Linked DNA regions of Homo sapiens: region 1 is linked to region 2. A link is a contact called in ENCODE Hi-C or POLR2A ChIA-PET data. All regions are on one chromosome and are shown on one strand. The core of a region is the stretch at or near the end of the contact, and the rest is flanking DNA. Distances in the headings are between cores, read along the strand shown. Region 1 overlaps MCU (mitochondrial calcium uniporter). Region 2 holds the start of CHST3 (carbohydrate sulfotransferase 3).

The links. Hi-C counts contacts between places; a loop is a spot of excess contacts on that map. ChIA-PET counts read pairs that join two places held with the same protein, here RNA polymerase II (POLR2A).
Region 1: a loop to region 2 is called in a map of posterior vena cava, with 5 times the contacts of the local background. The contact joins the enhancer-like site here to the promoter of CHST3 in region 2. A Hi-C loop is called at or near these places in 1 of 168 maps with a recorded cell type or tissue (posterior vena cava). POLR2A ChIA-PET finds 5 or more read pairs at or near these places in 1 of 52 experiments (PC-9).

Annotation. Positions count from the first base shown.
Region 1 is chr10:72,739,375-72,742,074 of GRCh38, reverse strand. The region is part of intron 1 of MCU (mitochondrial calcium uniporter); the gene reads right to left. Among named protein-coding and RNA genes, the nearest start is that of MIR4676, 20 kb to the right of the region's middle. Within about 2 kb of position 1,379, at least 6 of the 41 ENCODE cell types and tissues checked have a DNase peak (open chromatin) inside an H3K27ac peak, as active enhancers do; they include PC-9, where a contact is called at or near this core.
Region 2 is chr10:71,963,045-71,965,891 of GRCh38, reverse strand. CHST3 (carbohydrate sulfotransferase 3) reads right to left here and starts at 1,497. Exons shown (of 3, transcript NM_004273.5): 1 at 1,198-1,497.

The DNA of each region.
Region 1 (2,700 bases), core at 130-2,629, 780 kb before region 2:
GGTTATGGTTGACTGCAATGTCGTTTTTGTTTTTTTTTTTTTTTTTTTTTTTGAGACGGAGTCTTGCTCTGTCGCCCAGGCTGGAGGGCAGTGATCTCGGCTCACTACAAGCTCCGCCTCCCGGGTTCACGCCATTCTCCTGCCTCAGCCTCCCCAGTAGCTGGGACTACAGGCGCCCGCCACCATGCCCGACTAATTTTTGGTATTTTTAGTAGAGACAGGGTTTCACCGTCTTAGCCAGGATGGTCTCGATCTCCTGATGTCGTGATCCACCCGCCTCGGCCTCCCAAAGTGCTGGGATTACCGGCGTGAGCCACCAGGCCCAGTCTCCAATGTCGTTTTGCAGTGCATGACTATACACAGAAAAGGATAAGAAGACTAATCAGACAGAAGTTTTAGATACACATAACCTACAAGCCATCATCAACTTGGCAGCATAACACAGGAAATGTCAACACTGGTGGCCACTGACCACAGGGAACATGGACACTCTTCTCACTGTTAAGATGCCTCTCACTTTACCTGGCATGGAAATATCTTCTACTGTCAAAAGAAGACTGTCTCTCTATGTTTATCCTTTTCAGTAAATGCCAGTAAACTGGACATATTTTTGACATAATTTGCTTATGCTTATTGAAATCTGTATTTAGTTATGGTCAAGAAAATGCTACTCTCGCCAGGCACGGTGGCTCACGCCTTTAATCCCAGCACTTTGGAAGGCCAAGGCGGGCGGATCACCTGAGGTCAGGAGTTTGAGACCGGCCTGGCCAACATGGTGAAACCCCACCTCTATTAAAAATACAAAAAATTAGCCGGGTGTGGTGGTGGGCGCCTGTAATCCTAGCTACTTGGGAGGCTGAGGCAGGGGAATCACTTGAACCCAGGAGGCAGAGGCTGAAGTAGGCCGAGATCGTGCCACTGCACTCCAGGCTGGGGGACAGAGTGAGACTCCGTCACACAAAAAAAAAAAAAAAAAGAAAAAGAAAACGCTATTCTCTCAAGAACTCAATTATAAACTCATTAACTATTGTATCTGAGAAAAAAAGATTGTTAATTGTGTTTACAATTAAATATATAAATAAATGCATGACTAAGTAAATATTAATATATTGTTGATAACTATTAAAATACAATGGAAAAGCCTATATTACGTTAAACACAGTTAGAATCCTTTTATGTATCCAAGAAGTCTTTGCCTATGAGATTGTAAACTTTTTCTCTCAGAACCATGCTCTCATCTCCCCTCTGTCACAATTGGATTAAATGGATCTTTCCTGAGAGCTCACTGAGACACAGCCACACTTAACAGCAGCACACTGGCTGCCCCAGCAAAGGAGCAAATGACTCATAGCACCTGCTGGTTTGAACTCAACCCTTGTACTACATTAGCTCTTACGACCTCACTGGAATCCAAATCAGAAATCAGGAAAACAAACATGCAAAATATAAATAGGAATACAAGTGAGAAGTCAGAAAGAAATATAGAAATAAAAATCACAATTCTGAAGCTTCATTGTTCAAGACATTCCAACAAAACTGATAAATAAGTTTGATTTTGGAAAACCATTTCTAATAGTATATTCTAGTCATTTCACTATTAACAAATTATGGAGCTTCCCATCCTGAGATAATGGAAGAGTCAGGTTCACACCAGAAGTGAGAAAATCATGAAGATAACACCCTTTTTTTTTTTTTTTGAGACAGAGTCTCACTCTGTTGTCAGGCTGGAGTGCAGTGGTGTGATCTTGGCTCACTGCAATCTCTGCCTCCCGGGTTCAAGCAATTCCCCTGCCTCAGCCTCCTGAGTAGCTGGGACTACAGGTGCACACCACCATGCCCGGCTAATTTTTTATATTTTAGCAGAGACGAGGTTTCATCATGTTGGCCAGATGGTCTCCATCTCCTGACCTTGTGATCCGCCCACCGCAGCCTCCCAAAGTGCTGGGATTACAGGCGTGAGCCACCGTGCCCGGTGATGGCACTCTTTTTACAGTTGGCCACAGAACAGTAGGCAAGACAGCTACTAACCAACACACATCGAGGAGAAAAGACAATGATTGATGGGATCATAAGAGAAGAGAATAAAAATCTTAATTTTCAGCTGGGCACGGTGGCTCACACCTGTAATCCCTGCACTTTGGGAGGCTGAGGCAGGCAGATCACTTGAGGTCAGGAGTTCAAGACCAGCTGGCAAACAGGGTGAAACCCTGTCTCTACCAAAAATACAAAAATTAGCCAGGCATGGTGGTGTGCACCTGTAATCCCAGCTACTCGGGAGGCTAAGGCAAGACAATCACTGGAACTCAGGAGGCGGAGGTTGCAGTGAGCTGAGATCGCACCACTGAATGCCAGCCTGGTCTCAAAAAAAAAAAAAAAATCTTAATGTTCTTCATTGGCTAACTTCATATACCAAGCCTACTTTTAGAGGAAAGAGGCTGAATAATCACATACCCCTAAAGCGGTACCCCTGGAAAAAGTCAGACTTTGGGAACATAAGAAGTTGGCTTTCTTTAAAACGAAAAATGTTTCTCTGTTTCATAAACAAAAAAGGCCTGAAAGACTACTCCCAGGAAGACCATTAAAATGCTGAATTCACCTAGAACTAAAGTTAACATTTTAAAGCTGGAATTCAAAGGAAAAAAAGCACATATATAGTCTGACTTTTATAGCTTTTCCAATTCCCAATACAGGATTTTTAAA
Region 2 (2,847 bases), core at 248-2,747:
AGCCCACGGGACACAGTGGAACACACAGTGCCTGGGCCACTGGCCCAAGCAGATCAGGCAGGGCTCCTAGGAGCTACTCAGGCCCCCTTCTCTGCTGGAAAATCAATTTCAACCCAGCAGAGGCCCACTGGCCTTGCCGCACAGTGAGTCCATAATGAATGATAATTACCGGTGTCATTATTCATCAAGCAAGTACTGACTGAGTGCCCACTGTGCCAGGCACTATGCTAGGCCCAGGACAATCCCCCGTACATCCTGGGGCCCAGCAACACCACGCATCAGAAACCAAACACAACTTCAGGTGCAAGGAAAATAATGAAGGCGTCAGGCCTGCCTTGGTTTCTCCCTAACCTTTTAGGCTTAAATCCCCCCACCTCCCCTTACCCCGTCCACACCCAGGACTGGAATCTGCTCACCCGGTTCCCTTGGAAGTCCCTGGAGGAAGCACATCCGCTGGGGGGAAGGGTCCCTGCTTCCCTGGAAGACTGTCACGGCCACTACCCTTCTGTCTAGCGCAGCAACGGCCTGCCAGCCTCTTCCACGCTGCTCACAGACCCTGGCACGCCGGCTCTGAGTTTATGAATCACTCCCTCCTCTCTCCGGGCCTCGCCTCCGGAAGGGCTTCGCACACTCACACATCACCCAGACACCGAGTTTCCACACCAAATTCGCTCCTGCAGAACTCCGAGAACCGACTGCAACATCTGCTCCCCTTGGTCTCGGGGTTCTGGCCACAAGTTTTCAAAACCCAGGCAGCCTCTCTCCTGCCCGCTGCGCTTTGGGGGCTCCCTCTCCTTGGGGGCTGCGGGGGCAGCAGACAAAGGCCGTGGATGTGACGGAGGGGTGTGAGGACGTGCCTGCTGTAGAGGCCAAATCCCCCGCGCTCCCAGGAATGTGCATTTCGGTGTGTGGCATGTGCCTGGCCGGTGTGGGTGTGCGCAGATCAGCCTGCGCCGTGTGCGGGGTATGAGTGGCGATGAGCTGTGTGTACCTGGCAGGTGTGATCCGGTTGCAGCGGGTTGTGGGTGCCTGCCTGGGCTTTTCCCCGAGCTGGGAACTCCACCTCCCACCGTCCGCTTCGCCCCCTTCTCCCTCCAAAGTCTGGCGCGCGCGCCTGGACGCGGAAGGCGGGGGCTCCCGGCTGGGCGGCCTCCCCCGGGCTGGGCGGCGGTTCCAGGACGCCGGCGCCCCACTTACCCCGGCCGCCGAGACTCCACCGGCGGCCCCGACCCTCCGCGGCTGGGGTCCGGCGCGGGCAGCATCCGCTCGCAACTTCGCTTTCCTCCTGGAAGATCCCGGCAGAAGCGGTTCCGCGGCCCCGGCGCCCGCGCGGCCCGAGCTGTGCGTCTTCTCCGGGGCGGGCCGGAGGGATGGAGGCGCTGCGGGGCCGGTCGGCACGCTGGAAGGGAAGCGGCGCCAGGCGGGCGCCGTCCTGCGCAGCGAGCCTGCGAGAGGTCCTGCCTGGCGCCCTCCCCGCTCAGGCCCGAGCCGGCTAGCGGCGGCGGATTCCTGAACCGCGTCCAAGGCGTCCGGGAGCCCTTCTCCTCCTCCTCCTCCTCTTCCTCACCCCACCCAGCTCCCACCCCTGCGCGCCCGGCAACTTGGGAACCGTTGGCGAAGTTGGCGCTGCTCGGGCCGCGAGCCGGCCGGGCCTCTGGGGGAGGAAGGGGAGGAGAAGGAGGAGCTGGCGGGAGAGGAGAGGAGGGGAGAGAGGGGAGAGAGGGGAGCCGCCCCCGGGGAGCCGCTGTCTCCAGGACCCCTCTGCGGGCCTTTGTTCCGGGCGCTGCCCCTCGGCCCTCCAGTCCCCGGGGACTCGCTTGGGGCCGCTCGGGTATCCACGCTCTCCTGGCGAGGCTGGTGGGTGGAGGCTGCTTGGAGAACCCCCTTGGCTTCTCCGTGCCGGAGCGCCCGGGGCCGTTACGGCCGCCCCCTCCCCCGACCTTTGCCAGGGAGACCCTCTGGCTGCACGGGTTCCCCATCATCTCTGCCCGGAGAGGATCTTCCTGCTCCCCCCTGGGGCAAGTGGGCTGGAGGACGGTTTCCCTGGTTCCAAAGAACAGAGCACCGTCTCCCTGGGCGGCAGCAGGTCCCACATCCGCCCTCCTGCACTTTCCTGCGCCGCCAGCCAGTCCAAGGCTCCCCTAATTCAAGAACTGGGAAACGGGAGGGACAGAGGGTCTTCCCGGCCCGCCAGGGCTGCCTGGCATTATCTTCGGACCCTCCCAGGCAGCTGGGTCTCCGGCCGGGCTGCCAGGCAAGTGGGGTCCCAGTCGCCTCCCGTGCATGGCGTGGTCGGCTGGGCAGCACCGGCTGCGGGGTGCAAAGGCCAGCTTCTCGAGGGATGAGGTAAAGGGCTCAGAACTGGAACACAAACCGAACCTCCCTGTTCCTTTCCGAATCCTGGTGATGGCCCTGTCCCCGAGAAGGCGAGAACGTCTTGGATTCCACTTGCTGGGCATTCCTCCTGGGACTTCCAGTACGTAACGTCATGAGCTAATTCAGGCCTAAGACAGCACTCCTGACATTTAATGGGATAGTATGGGGTTTAGACAATAAGTTATTTCCTGTACAGGAGAAGTAGGAAAATCCAAAAAAGCTAAAACCTGATTATCTACACTTGGCCTCCCTCTGCCATTCTCAGCATTTACAGATGGACAGCAAATAGAGAACCAGATAGAACTAATCCTGACCCTGTTAGGGACAAGTTGCCCCAGGAACCCCCCGCCCCACACACAATGCAGCTGACCCTTACCCTGAATACTCCGAAGCTGCATTCCTGGACCCTTATCTAGGTGCTACAGCAAGGTCACCAGACTTGCTTACAGCCCAACAGGCAGCATGGGGAAG